Regions from separate parts of the Homo sapiens genome. Here region 2 is linked to region 1. Evidence: chromatin contacts called from ENCODE Hi-C or POLR2A ChIA-PET data. All regions are on one chromosome and are shown on one strand. The core of a region is the stretch at or near the end of the contact, and the rest is flanking DNA. Distances in the headings are between cores, read along the strand shown.

What was found. Hi-C counts contacts between places; a loop is a spot of excess contacts on that map. ChIA-PET counts read pairs that join two places held with the same protein, here RNA polymerase II (POLR2A). Pooled maps may share reads with other maps.
Region 2: a loop to region 1 is called in a map of CD8-positive, alpha-beta T cell, with 3 times the contacts of the local background. The contact joins the promoter of PSME4 here to the promoter of CHAC2 in region 1. A Hi-C loop is called at or near these places in 5 of 168 maps with a recorded cell type or tissue (B cell, CD8-positive, alpha-beta T cell, gastrocnemius medialis and 1 more), 5 of 37 single-sample maps with no recorded cell type and 17 of 50 pooled maps. POLR2A ChIA-PET finds 5 or more read pairs at or near these places in 18 of 52 experiments (CD4-positive, alpha-beta T cell, GM12878, HepG2 and 12 more).

What each region holds. Positions count from the first base shown.
Region 1 is chr2:53,763,250-53,770,602 of GRCh38, reverse strand. It overlaps CHAC2 (ChaC glutathione specific gamma-glutamylcyclotransferase 2), which reads right to left and starts at 2,799. Exons shown (of 3, transcript NM_001008708.4): 1 at 2,582-2,799. The coding sequence starts at 2,716. It overlaps ASB3 (ankyrin repeat and SOCS box containing 3), which reads left to right. Exons shown (of 10, transcript NM_016115.5): 2 at 5,018-5,226. The coding sequence starts at 5,031. GPR75-ASB3 (GPR75-ASB3 readthrough) reads left to right here. Exons shown (of 10, transcript NM_001164165.2): 2 at 5,018-5,226. RefSeq lists enhancers at 2,268-2,457, 2,478-2,827.
Region 2 is chr2:53,966,584-53,973,936 of GRCh38, reverse strand. It overlaps PSME4 (proteasome activator subunit 4), which reads left to right and starts at 2,944. Exons shown (of 47, transcript NM_014614.3): 1 at 2,944-3,394. The coding sequence starts at 3,153. It also overlaps a transcript of ACYP2 not described here. RefSeq lists enhancers at 2,426-2,475, 2,771-3,065, 3,332-4,096 and silencers at 2,676-3,065, 2,940-3,101, 3,076-3,275.

The DNA of each region.
Region 1 (7,353 bases), core at 1,550-4,049:
GAAAGCCTTAGAGAAAGTCCAGACTTGGAATGTTCCATAATTTAAGGCACAAAGGTGACACCTATCAGTGCCTGCAAGCTTTTTTTTTTTTTTTTTTTTTTTTTAAATAAACTTCGTCCACGGAGTACCAAAGGCTGTATGTGTACTGATACCTTAACATCATTCATGGGAATGCTGAGTCATAAGCCACAATTTTACCTACTTGTATGCCCAATGTCTGGCACATAGCGAGCCTAAATCATCCAGGCATTTGTGTCATCTTTGTTGCTATTTCCTTTTAGTCTTCATCTGTTCGTATAGATAATTTGTAATCATGGAACACATGGGATTTTGGATTATGATTTCTCATTTAATTTTCCTGTTAGTCTTCTCATACATTTTAATAGTTGCATAATATTGTGTCATTGATGAACTATAAACGTTCCTGTGTTCTTGGACATTTAGATTTCTGACTTGTTTTCTTTTTAAGATGATGCTACAATGAGGATATATATATATTGGTGAGGGTCAAGTAGATAATGCCATATTATTTTCAATTTCAAAGTGAATTAGAAGTTATTTATGCATAGCTACTGTGTGCTGTGGAGAAGATGAAATCTTGATTCTTGGTTCCAGTAGCTTATATTGTCATTCTAGAATGCAAACTAACATGTGAAATAAATAGAGCTAAGATATGGGCTAAGATGTATGGTATTAAGTGCAGTTAGAATTCTGAGTCTTAGGTGATCAGAAAGACACCTTTTTTTAGCTCTTTTTTTTTGAGACGGAATTTCACTCTTGTTGCTCAGGCTGGAGTGCAGTGGCGCAATCTCAGCTCACCGCAACGTCTGCCTCCCAAGCGATTCTCCTGCCTCAGCCTCCAGAGTAGCTGGGACTCTACTGGCGTGCGCCACCACGCCCAGCTAATTTTGTATTTTTAGTAGACAGGGGGTTTCTCCATGTTGGTCAGGCTGGTGTTGAACTCCCGACCTCAGGTGATCCACCCGCCTAGGCCTCCTAAAGTGCTGGGATTATAGGCGGGAACCACCACGCCTGGCCAGCCCCTTTCTCCTTTTAAAGAATCACGGACTGTTGTGTTGACTAGGCAATTTCTAATCATCAGTCTATTCTGACAGCATACATATCTCAATGTGTTTTGTAACACACTGTACATTTTCGTCAAGACTAGTAAAGTATGTTGTTATAGCCACATACATAAATATTTAATACTTGGTCATTATAATTGGAGCCTGGGCTAAAGGTTTTCTTTTCGGAATGGCAATTTTAAATATTCATATCAAAACTGACAACTCTCAAACTCCTGGCCTCAAGCAGTCCTCCTGGCTCAAACTTCCGAAGTGTTGGGATCAGAGGCGTGAGCTACCGGGCCCAGCCAAAACTGACAACTCAGAAGCCATTTAATTTAGCTTAGTTCTTTAATGTCTTGAATATTGTTCTAGAACATTCTTGGAGATACTTTGGCCATGACATTTCTGTTGATCTGTAAATGTGCATTTATCCTAAGCCATTGCCCCTTTTCAGGTCACTGTGTCCAACATCCCAATAGGCCAGTATAGTCTACTTAAAAGCCAAGTTCTTAACTGACCAACTCTAGTTGAGATAGAATGGTTTCTAATTCAGGTTCTTTTCGTGATTTTAATCCCATGTCTCTCTTATGAGCAGGTGCAAACTACTTTAGCGCCTTGATCTTTTCCACTTTCCATTGACCAATTTCCAAATTATTAGTTACCTCAATCTTAGTTTTCTTTATGGATTAGTTGTTTTGTAGCCAGTACAAAGCTGATTTGCATAAGCAGTGAGCTGCTGCTAATTCTCTATACATATATTGAGATTAATGTCTTTGTAGGACTGACTGAAAAGTGAATCAATGAACTTACATTTCATATTATAATTATGAGAACCATCAAGAAAGTAACATTAAAATAATGCTGGATATAGTAATGAGTTTGGTACTATGTTATTCATATAACCAGAACTTCATTTAACTTCACTAGTACTGAAAACCAAAGTGAGTTCCTTAATAACCAGCGAAAATTTTGGAAACTCATTCTGCAATCCTGTGTGTCAGAAAATAAAACTTTTGAAAGATGTAAAGAAATCCTAGAAGTAACATGCACGTTTAATCGCAAGCTCATGAAAGTCGGCTAGAATGCAGAAATGCCAACAAATTTAATTGCTAAAAAGCTGAATTTGCAACTTGATTTACTATTTCAACTCTGTGGTGACATGAGCATTCATCTTCCCGCCAATGGGACTTTTTTTCTTTTGGCAGAGGTTGCAGAGAGATGGAGTCCCCATCTCCGCACTCAGCCTGGTGCGAGCTCGTGCGCCTGTGCCCGCGCTTCTCGCCGTCTCTAGAGACTAACCACCGGCATCTTAAGCAGCTTCGGAAGGAGTGCCCGGGCTGGGTTAGAGATGGCGGGCAGGTGGCAGGGAAAATCTACAGAAATGTTACCCCAAGCCATGTGCTTTGGCCCCATGAAGCGCTAAGGTGTGGTTCTCTAGGGTGTGGGTGCTGTGTGTGGAGTTGGGGAGCAGGGGTCAGGGGGCAGTAAGTGTGGGGAGCTGACCGGCGCCTCACCTTGCCGGGGACCCCGCGGTGGTCCGTGCTGCCCTGCCAGAAGCGCCTGCTGTAGTTGGTGATGTATCCGACCAGCTTGTCCTGATAGGGGAAATCCACCTTCCAGATCAGGGACCCGTAACCAAAAACCCACATCTTCTCGCGGCTCCTCTGCCCCAGTGGCCGTGAACCCTAGCTGTCGCCGCGCCGCCGGGGACTGAAGCCTCCGGTAAGCGAGTAACCGGCCGCGCGGGGCGCAGGCGCGATGGCCACTTGGGGCGCAAAGCGCACTGGGAGTTTAGATCCAGAAAGATTTTCCGAGCGGATCTCAGTCAGCTTTATTTTATTTCCTTGATTAGGGTGTCAAGAGGCATTGACCTTCGGTGTAGTAAGCAATGGATTCTTTTGCAGCATCCGTAAATCACCCTAACCTACCTTTAGTGCCCGTGTGCAGAAAACTACAATACCCACAATGCTTTTTGGAGCTATTTGGCTCTGAAATTGGAACTGGGCTTATTTCTAACGGGGCCGAGGAAGGAGAAAAGAGCAGGAGTCGTCACTCGTGTCCAGATACGGAGGCGGTGTACCAGCACCGCAGGTAGCAAAGCACCTAGAAACACGTTTTGTTCTGCTTTGGAAATTAGATTTTTGCCTATATAACAGCAGCCAGAGGAATGTAATTCATATTTGATTTTATGTCCTGAAAAAAAAGTCTTTTGCCTTTCAAATAAAAGCAGAAAGTTTACAATAGAAGTTTACGCTTGTGAAAGAGTAGCTGTCATTTCAATGGGAATTGTTTATATATTTAAATTTTACACAAATTTATTCATCTTTAGTATTATCATTGGCTTGTTCACAAAAGAGCAGGCAAATGTTCTTAACTTGGGGCCCCTGTAAAGGCTTTGGAAACGAGCTGGGGAACCTGAATTTGTATACAAAATTTGGGGTGTACACTTTTCTAGGGGGAAACTACAGCTTTCATGAGTTTCTCCAAGGGGTCAAGGATCCTAAAATTTTTTGAAGATCTGCTCATTAGAGCTCTTGCTGCAAAATATTGTTTAGGAAATTCGCTTGGACTATCATGGCTGTGTCTCTGTGTGTGAAAACAGAAACCTTACCAAGTGATTGTTCTTTCTTGAAGATTTTTATACCATGATCTTGAATGCTAAAACACTCAGATTCAAGGGGTATTATTTGTTTTCTTATAAAGAAATCAGCAGGAAGCTGCTACCAGACAAACAAACAAAAAAAAAAGCAAGTCTTTTCCTATTTTCTCTAAGTTGTGGTTTCAAATTGCCTGATATGGTTGCTAACCCTTCTTTTTTGAAAAATTTTGAATACACAGAAAACTCAGATAAAAAGAGTGTAATGACCAATACCTTTCATCTAGATCCAGTAATTACCATTTTGCACAGTTGCTGTACTTCCTTTTTACTTTATTTATACTTTTAAATGGAGAACATTTGAAGTTGCTTGTGTTATGACATTTTACTGCCACATACTCTACATGTGTCTCATAAGAATAAGGACATTCATCCTAGAACAAGTTCCCTAAAAAAAAAGAATAAGGGCATTCTCCTAATAACTGTGATGCCATTATCACATCTGAGAAAATTAACAATAGTTATGTAATCAAATAAGTATTCCATATCCAAACTGCTTCATAGAGTCACTAACAAGAAATTGTGTCTTCGAGAGAGTCACATGAGAGCTATACTGGACTCTGACTGGAGGGGAACTTGAAGTGAGCATTGGAGGGAGGTGATGATGTGGGCAAGAACTCTGTTAAGAACTTTCTGGGCTATGTAGGAAAACCGGGCTCATCTCTTCATGGTGTTCTCTGTTGGTTTCAGTATGCTCAGTCAGTGGGTCTATTTGGTCAAGCATAGAGAATCTGAGTGTTTAACCTCTTCTGGAAAGGACAAGCAGGTGCAGGAAGACTAGAATGACACCTATCTTTCACTGCTTTTCTGGCCTCTTTGGGTTTAGTTGTTTCCTATAGAGGGCTGTATATTGAGGCTGAGCATTGCTGGTAGTTGAATGGCCATCTCTGCATAATGTAGTGTACACTGGGGATTAAGCAGAGGTGCTCTTATCAATGGAGCACCAAAGAGGGTGCTCTTATCAATGGAGCACCAAAGAATGCGTTGTGGTGGGGTATGAACAGGAGCAGAAGCCTACTCCTCAAACATTTCCAGAGGAGGAAAGATAGAACACTTAAAAGTCCCTTCATGTTTTTAGTGGGAACCTTCCAAGGAATTCCAATCTGCCAAACAGAGAAACTTCCTGCTTTAGGCACCAGCAGAGACTGTGGCATGGCAGTCACTTTCTGTATTGTGGGCCCTTCTTCGTCAGTCATGTGAGAGATACTAGACAGGCCCACCGTGATTTGCTGACCTCTAGGAGTGAAGTGTTGTTTTATTGACTATAGTATTATCCTTCTACCTTGTTTTGTAGACTGGTCAAACAAATGGATTTTACAGAGGCTTACGCGGACACGTGCTCTACAGTTGGACTTGCTGCCAGGGAAGGCAATGTTAAAGTCTTAAGGAAACTGCTCAAAAAGGGCCGAAGTGTCGATGTTGCTGATAACAGGGGATGGATGCCAATTCATGAAGCAGCTTATCACAACTCTGTAGAATGTTTGCAAATGTTAATTAATGCAGGTAAAGTAAATTCAAGGTATGGAGGCTTTGCCTACAAGCTGGATTAATAAAACATAAAAAAGTATAATACATAACTTATTAACAGTAGTATTTGTTTCCCTTTCTATAGTCATAAAATAACTGCCTGAATTTATTTATTAAGGATAGTAAGATTGCCTGCCTTGGATTCAATTAGTATGATACTCTAGTTGGACATCTTATACGGAAGTGCCTCTGTCTGGCCTCTTTTTATTGACTGAGCTAGGTGATATGGGAGAAGTAGTCTGCTGTTTGAATTTAAGCATTTGGTAGTTACTGGTCATGTTTATTCTTTCTTCCTTTACCAAACAGAAAGAGCAATTGTACTGAAATTGAGGATGTGTTTTGATTGAATTAGTCTTTTTCTTTTTAAACACTTTTTAATACTTTTGGGAATTTTTACAACTACTTAGCATGAAACAAGATGCCTGCCTTCCTGATGCTTTTTCTTGTCAGAGGAAACAGATGACAAATATCTAAATAATTAAACAAGATAATTTAAAAAGGTAAAAGTGTTATGAAGAAAATAAAACAAAGTAGAGATAATAAAACAGATGGGATAGACAAAAATGGTGTGCTACTGCACATCTCTTTACATCTCTGCATTCAGTGACTTCATGCTTGGGATCGGCCATGGTAGGAGTATTTACACCACAGAAACAAGCCAGTGCTACAAACCAGTGCTATAAACTGGGCTTTCTTCCCTCTGGACAGCTAGTTATTAAATGTTAACCAGCACACTACTGAGTGAAGGTCATTGACTAAAGGCGAGATTCTGACATTTAGTATAGAGGGGGTAGGAAGAAAACAAATGGTGACTGAGCATTGCTTTGTGATAGTCATTGTGCCACATGCTCAATTTATCTTCTTTATCTAATATTTATAAAAATGGTGTTAGAGGCAGTATTATCCTCATTTTATTGGTGAAAAGACCAAGGCTCAGAGAAGTTGACTTGTAAAAGGTTACATAATAAACTAGGGTATTTGATTTGAACCCATTTCTCTGACTCTAAAGCCCTTTTTTTTCCTCTCATACCAAGCTTCTAACATTTAATTGAATGAATTTATAGCATTCAGTTAAAATGAGGTTGACTATAATACTCTGCATTGTAACACTCAGAACCAATTTCATTTCATTGATCGTGGAAATTCAGACCCTCTTTCCTGCATACTTGTCATCACCAGGTATAGGTCCTTAAAATATAAACTTCTGGGTCCATAGCCCATCAGAACTACTAATTTGTTACCTGCTGGACGGGAAAGGAAATAATCTTTACATTGTTTTTGGTAGTGGTAGGTGTTTTTTTTGTTGTTGTTGTTTTGTTTTTTTCTTTTTTTTGTCTTAACAGGTAAGAGATGGTAAGGCTAAACTTCCTAAATCATAATGCAGGAAATTTGTCATGATTGTTTTTAAAATCACATGTTCAAGTGTCTAGTGTCTATTATAGTTGAGTGTTTGAAGATAGTGGAAAAATAGATGTTATTCCTCTAATTTCAAACGCTTAAGATATGTTTTCAGAATCTGTTTGAAGTTAACTATAAAGCTTGAGTTCCCAAACTATTTTTAGTAACAAAGACATGAGTTTGAATATCCTTTTCTAGGCAAAAAGCTCATTTCCAATATACTGTTACATCTCTTCTTCATATCGGAATAGTGTAGTTTATGTTACAGATTTTTTTCATCTGCTGAGTAAACTTGGGCATGCTTTTGACTAAAGGCATTTGAACTGGCTGTTAAATTCATCTCTACAGTTGTCCTGCCATATCCACAGGGAATTGGTCCCAAAATGTCCACGGACACCAAAATTCATGGATGCTCCTCAAGTTCGGCAGTCTGCCCTGAAGATAGGAAAACGTCCTATACACACATACAAAAGGTCAGCCGTCTGTATCTGTGGGTTCCACATCCTACAAATGCTATTATCTTCCATCCCAGTTGGTTGAATCTGCAGGTGCAAAACCCGTGGATACAGAAGCCCGACTGTATTTCCTTTTTTTCTGAGACAGAGTCTTGCTCTGTTGCCCAGGTGGGAGTGCAGTGGTGCGACCTCAGCTCACCACCACCTCCACCTCCCAGATTCAAGCGGTTCTCCTGCCTCAGTCTCCCAA
Region 2 (7,353 bases), core at 1,695-4,194, 200 kb before region 1:
AGACTCAAAAAAAAAAAAAAAAAAAAAAATATATACACACACACACACACACACACACACACACACACACACACACACACATATATATATCCCACATTCAAAAATCCCTCCTTTTATTCCAAGTACCTCCTCATTGTCTCGCGCGTCCGTGGGAAGAGACCACCAAACAGGCTTTGTGTGAGCAACATGGCTGTTTATTTCACCTGGGTGCAGGCAGGCTGAGTCTGAAAAAGGAGTCAGCAAAGGGTGTTGGGATTACCATTAGTTCTTATAGGTTTTGGAATAGGTGGTGGAGTTAAGTGCAATGTTTTGGGGGCAGGGGGTGGATCTCACAAAGTACATTCTCAAGGGTGGGGAGAAATACAAAGAACCTTCTTAAGGGTTGGGGAGATTATAAAGAAACTTCCTAAGGGTGGGGGAGATTACAAAGTACATTCATCTGTTAGGGTGGGGCAGAAACAAATCACAATGGTGAAATGTTATCAGTTAAGGCTATTTTCACTTTTTTTGTGGATCTTCAGTTGCTTCAGGCCATCTGGATGTATACATGCAGGTCACTGGGGATATGATGGCTTAGCTTGGGCTCAGAGGCCTGACACTCATCTCTTTCCGGCTCTCCCTACCCCATTATTTTTTAAAAGGTTGTCCATATTTGCTGCCTCTATTTATTCACTTCCCATTTGTCCTTTGTCACCATAATCAGATTTCTATTCTACACTCCAACGACACTGTTCTTATGCGCTTTATCAATAAACTATCCAATAAACCCTTTCAGGTTTCACTTCATTTGACCTGTTAGCTACCTAAGGTAGGATTGTTCGCTTCTCCATGAGACACCCAGTTTCCTAGAACTCCTCCTCTCTCTGCTTTTTGTGAATATTCTTTGTGGCCTACCTTCCTTTTCTCTGTCTGTCCTTAAATGTGGGGCTCCTCAGAGATTTGTGAAGGGCCCTATTTTTTCATACTGTATATTTCCTTCCCTCCTGTCGTCCATCTACACGCTAATCTGCATCTCAGTTTAGATCACCCTCCTGATACATATGTCAACATACCCATCCCATAGGCATTCTGCCTCCCAAGCTGTTTCTGCTGTGTTCTTTATCTCAGTGAAGGACTTCACCTATCTACCCAGCGTCGTCTTGTCTCTTTCCTTTTTAATTTTTCACTTTCAGTCAACTACTAAGCCCAAGCCATTCTGCTGAAGTAGCTCTCAATTTCAACTGACATCCAGGCCATGATTATGTCACACCTTAAAGGGTCCTCCAGTTCCCAATCTTGTCAGTTCCAACCCATTTTCCAGACGAAGCCAGAGTGACTCTTTTTTTTTTTTGAGACGGAGTCTCGCTCTGCCACCCAGGCTGGAGTGCTGTGGCACGATCTCGGCTCACTGCAAGCTCCATCTCCCGGATTCACGCCATTCTCCTGCCTCAGCCTCCCGAGTAGCTGGGACTACAGGCGCCCGCCACCATGCCCGGCTAATTTTTTTGTATTTTTAGTAGAGACGGGGTTTCACCATGTTAGCCAGGATGGTCTCCATCTCCTGACCCCGTGATCCACCCGCCTCGGCCTCCCAAAGTGCTGGGATTACAGGCGTGAGCCACCACGCGCCTGGCCCTTTTATTTTTTGAGACGGAGTTTCGCTCTTGTTGCCCAGGCTGGAGTGCCCTGGCGCGATCTTGGCTCACTGCAACCTCCGCCTTCCGGTTTCAAGCGATTCTCCTGCCTCAGCCTCCCGAGTAGCTGGGATTACAGGCGTCCGCCACCACGCCCGGCTAACTTTTTTGTATTTTTAGTAGAGACGGGGTTTCACCATGTTGGCCAGACTGGTCTCGAACTCCTGACCTCGTGATCCGCCCGCCTCGGCCTCCCAAAGTGCTGGGATTACAGGCGTGAGCCACTGCGCCCGGCCGCCAGAGTAATTCTTAAAAAATGTAAATTATATCATCCCACTGCTATGCTTAAAATCTTTTGGAAGTTTGTCTCTAGGATAAAGCTCTGAATTCCTTAGGATTGCCTTCTCAGTCTCATTTCTCCGTCCCCTCTCTTACGCTATTTTGAACTTTGAATTTTTAGAATACATGCTTGCAGCGTCAAAGCTGTTCTCTCAGCTGAAATACGTGTCCTCCTCCCTCCTTTTTCTAACCAACTTTGCACTCAACCTTCATAGCTTAAATTAAGTATCACTTCTAGGAAAATGACACCCTCTCAAACCCCCTAGTTTCAACTTCTTTGTAGAGTTCCTAAGGATTCTTGTACTTATCTAGCAATTAAGAGCATTATCTTGTAATTCACGTCTTTATCTCTGCTAGACTAAGTCCTTGGGAGGGCGGAAACCAGGTTAAACTTTCTATCTCAATAGCCTAAACTGAGCGCCTTACACACAAAACAGCTGTTCAAATAGCATTTGTTCAGCGAGTAACTATTTTCTTCTTTGGAATGATGGCGGCCAGAATACCAGAAAGATGGGGACTTAAAGGGGACAGAAAAATTAAATCTATAAGGAACAAGCGGGATGGAGTAAATAAATCTATAAGGAGCAAGTGGGTACGTAGGCTTTTCCATAAACCCCTCTAACCCAGAAGCCGGGGCTGCTCGGCTAGGGGGACCAGGCCGACCTGGCTGCCGCCTGTCGTGGCGACTGGGACTCCAGTGGGCTGCCGCTTGGAGTGCGCGACCCCCGGCGAAGCAGGACAATAGCTTGGAATTCGGCCTCGTGTTTCCGGTGAGGCAGCCTCGCGCTGGGCCGGTGAGGCCTGGGGTGGGGGCTCCGAGCCGGGCCCACGGCGAAGAAGGCGCAGCCCGTTGGGCTCCAGCTGCCGCCACCACCGCCTCCCCCGACGCCGTCGCTCCGCCCCGCCCCGCCCCGGAAGTGACTTGAGGCCGGTCCGGAACCTCTGGGCCCGGCGGCTGCAGCGTCACCAGCAGAGCCGGTGCGGGGCGGGCAGAGCGGCCGCTGCCGCCGCCAACGAACTGAGAGCCGCGTGGGGCCCAGCAGCACGCCGGCCAGGGAAGGGGGCCTAGCGATCGGTCCGAGGGCGACGGGCCGCCAGCGGCCGCAGGGCGACGAAGACGCGGAGGAGGCGGAGCCCGGAGAGGGGTGGGGGCCGGGGAGGGTTCGGGTGGGAGGGGGTGGGGGGGGTGTCCCTGGGCTCATGGAGCCGGCCGAGCGGGCGGGAGTCGGAGAGCCCCCGGAGCCGGGCGGGCGTCCCGAGCCGGGCCCGCGGGGCTTCGTCCCGCAGAAGGAGATCGTCTACAACAAGCTGCTGCCCTACGCGGAGCGGCTAGACGCCGAGTCCGACTTGCAGCTGGCCCAGATCAAATGCAACCTGGGCCGGGCCGTGCAGCTCCAAGAGCTGTGGCCCGGGGGCCTCTTCTGGACCAGGAAACTCTCCACGTAAGTGTGCCCGGGCCTGCGGGCCGGGCCGGGGGGAAAGGCTCAGTGAGAGGTGTCGGGGATGGTTGCTCTTTGTCCAGAGGGCTGGACCCTTAGCTCTGTCCTCGCTGGAGCTGTCCCCGAGCGGTGATCCCAGGGTCGTGACAGAGCCTGTGAAGTACTCAAGCCGTCCTCCCTGCCACTTTCCTACGGGACTTCCCGGGTCTTTACCATCCCTCTACGTCCTCCGCATCTGCTTCTCCCGAAGTGTTCGGGTTGTTGTCTTCCCACCTGGGGGGCCCTGGGTAGCCCAAGGGCCCCGGCCCCGAGGGAGAGAGGTGAGCCTTTCTCAAGGGTCCTCCGTGGACTTTTGCGCATGGGAGAGGCGGGGCAAAGAGAATTTGTCTTTGGGGGAGTTCCTTGACTTGTCTCCTTGCTTCCTCCGGTTCTTCCTTCCCCTACGATCCCCGCCTCTTCGCATCTCCGTTGGCGTCTAGTAACTTTCTGAATGGAGAGAAGACCATAGGGAAACTTAAGGGTTTTGCTTTTTGGGGGCCCTCTCAGACCTGGCGGAGTTGATCGAAAAGGGTCGTTTAAAGTCAGACCTCATTCTTGAGCTTAACGTCTTATGTGGACAGTGTTGTTTTGGATTGTGTGTTGCTCCTGTTGTGACATTTCTTTTGGAGAGACATTTAAGATACTGAGGAAAGTAGGGAAGAGCACTGTCAGGATGTCCAGGGCGATATTAGTATCAGGCTTGTGTTAATTTTTTGAGTTACTCAGATTAAGAGATTACCTAAATCAGTTTCAGGAGTTCTGTTTGTAAACTAGCTTCAAACTATAGTGTCACTGAAATTAGGAAAAAAAAAAAAAAAACGAGTGAAAATACAGTGGGGGAAAAAAGGTTACATTTACTTGCTGGATGGGCATCTTTACTGTGTCCGAAGAGCTTTTTAAGAAAGAATTTTGCTGTATCTTGTTTGGTTAACTGTACATAAAATCTAGTAACATGGTATGTTCACGCATGTGGGTATGGACGGGTGAACACACAAGACATAACTCACTCATTCAGTGTTTACCCAAAGCTGCTGATTGAACTGAGTGATGACTCAGGGTTTTGTAATAGTTTTGTGTATATTCACTGGATGATTCTCATCTGCCAATTATTAAGGGGCCTCTGACAAATTTCTCATTTCCACTTGAGGGGTGGGTGGGACCTTTTTAATTAAAAAGAAGCAAAACTAAAACATGTAATTTGCCCTCTTCAGAGAGTGATCATAAAATGTCAAGGTTAACAGCTCTCCCCTTGACTAGAGTATAATGAAGTTTTTCGTGTTAGGATCCTTAGGAGAATGGAGGTGAGGGGCGGCAGAAGCAGGAATGCAACAGGGAGAACCACGTTTAGTCAAAAAAGAATATTTTATAAATAGTTAAAATCCAAATGCTTTTTCAAGTGAGACTCCTAGGTTTTTGTGTTGCTCAGGCACAGTAAAAATAGTCACTTTGTTACAGTAATTCCCCATTTTAATCACTTGGATTAGACTTGCCAGAGAATACCTACCATTTTTGGGGACGCAAACAGCTTTTTTTAGTGTACATTATATAAATATGCCATGGTGTGAAGGCATATCTGCTTTGGATTTATAAACCTAGAATCTACCAAGGCATAGTTAAGCATTGTTTTCTAAAGTATTTATTGTTAACAAGTTTGGTAAATTAGCACTCCGAGTTTTGTTATTGTTTTGGCTTATTAGATAAAAGTTTGTACCTAGAAAGGGCTAAAAATAACAATGGAGCTAATGTTTGGTGTTTAGGGCTGGATTGCAGATAGCTGATGGCTTAATACCCATGAACCCATAACCATTTATAGCTAAATAACCAGCAAGAAATGCTACTGGGTAGAATTTTATTTTGGAATAGTGGTTAGATGCTGGAAACTGATTCTTGATATTGCACTATGAGACATTTTGAATGCGGTGGGACATGTTGTGATCTTGGGTGTGTTTTTTTCCTAAGTCATGTTAAGGTGACCTGTTCATAGTTGTGCTTGTTGTTTTTTAAGCCTTCTGTGTTGCATAAGTGAACATCTGAATAATGCCAAAACGTGTGACGAAAGCTGAGTGGTGATCATATTTAGTACTTTGTAGAATAGAAAGTGGTAATGAAAAGAAAATCTAGTTTCTCCCACTAGCTCTGAGACTGTGGGAAAGTTACTTAATCATGTGTTTCAGTATGCTTGTGCGTGAAATGAGGGGATTGGACTAAATAATTCTTTTTTTTTTTTTTTTTGAGGTGGAGTCTTGCTTTGTTGCCCAGGCTGGAGTGCAGTGGCAGGATCTTGGCCCACTGCAATCCCTGCCTTTCGGGTTCAAGCGATTCTCCTGCCTCAGCCTCCCAAGTAGGTAGGATTATAGGCGAGTGCCACCATGCCTGGCTACTTTTTTTGTATTTTTAGTAGAGACAGGGTTTCACCATGTTGGTCAGGCTGGTCTTGAACTCCTGACCTCAAGCAATCTGCCCACCTCGGCCTCCCAAGGTGCTGGGATTACATGTGTGAGCCACCGCACCCGGCCTGGACTAAATTCTTGAGAAGCATTTCTACTCTGGTATTCTGCAGTTTTATTTTTTTAATCCTGTCAAGCTTCACATCAGTCATTGTGTGTATCTTTCTACAAGAACTGTTTGAATAATTTGTAAAATACTGGAAACAGTTGCATAGATCAAGTACATTCCTAAAGACCAAAGTGTAAATGCAGTTGAGAGTTAGTGGGACTATCTTGCTGATCAGAAATGTGCACCCGTAATCTGGACATCAGAGGTGTGTTTGGGACCAAGTTCTGGTTTGGAAGGTTCTCAGGCTTTACATTTGGTCCCTCTTTTTGACTTTTTTTTTTTTTTTTTTTTTTTTTTTTTTGAGACAATCTCACTCTGTTGCCCAGACACAAGATAGTGTAGTGGCACTATCGTGGCTCACTGCAACCTCCACCTCCACCTCCCTGGTTCAAACGATTCTCCTGCCTCAGCCTCCTGAGTAGCTGGGATTACAGTTGTGCGCTGCCACGCCTGGCTAATTTTTGTATTTTTAGTAGAGACGGGGTTTCACCATTTTGGCAAGGCTGGTCTCGAACCCAGGTGATCTGTGTGCCTCGGCCTCCCAAAGTGCGGGATTACAGGCTGAGCCACCGCCCCAGCCTTCTTTTTGACTTTTTTCTTCATTTTTAGTAGTTCAGTCCATTTAGAAACTTGCAGGTCTGTTTAACATCTCTGAAGAAAGGTTATTTCTATATTTTTAAATACTTGGCCATGTGATAGAGGCTTTCCTGTACAGACAATTTAAAGTACTAGAACTGTCTGGTCAAGAGAGGTTGTGTGATGTAACACATCACAAGGGAAATTTTTAATAAGGGAAGAAACAAATCAGAGAAGTTGAAACAAATTAGAGAAAGTAGGAACAAATTAATGGTCTTTGGACAATGGCAGACAGCTCATGGACACTGTGAGTGAAATATTGGTAGATAACTTGTATGGCCCATGTAGAGAATGAAGGGAGTTGAAGAAAGGTATTCTTAAAACTTGATTTTGTTATGCCTGTAATCCCAGCACTTTGGGAGGCCGAGGCAGACGGATCACGAGGTCAGGAGTTCGAGACCAGCCTGACCAACATGGTGAAACCCCATCTCTACTAAAATTAAGAAAATTAGCCTGGCATGGTGGTGCACGCCTTTAATCCCAGCTACTCAGGAGGCTGAGGCAGGAGAATCGCTTGAATCTGGGAGGTGGAGGTTGCAGTGAGCCAAGCGCCACTCCAGCCTCGGCAAAAGAGCGAGACTCCATCTTAAAAACAACAACAAAGAAAAAAACCCCAAAAAACTTGATTTTGCCCTCTTGCCTTTCTGGACCTTTCATGAGGGGCTGCGGGTGCTCGTTAGAACACCTCAGGTTATCTGTACGTGAGGTGTATCTGGCCTTGCCTCCAACAT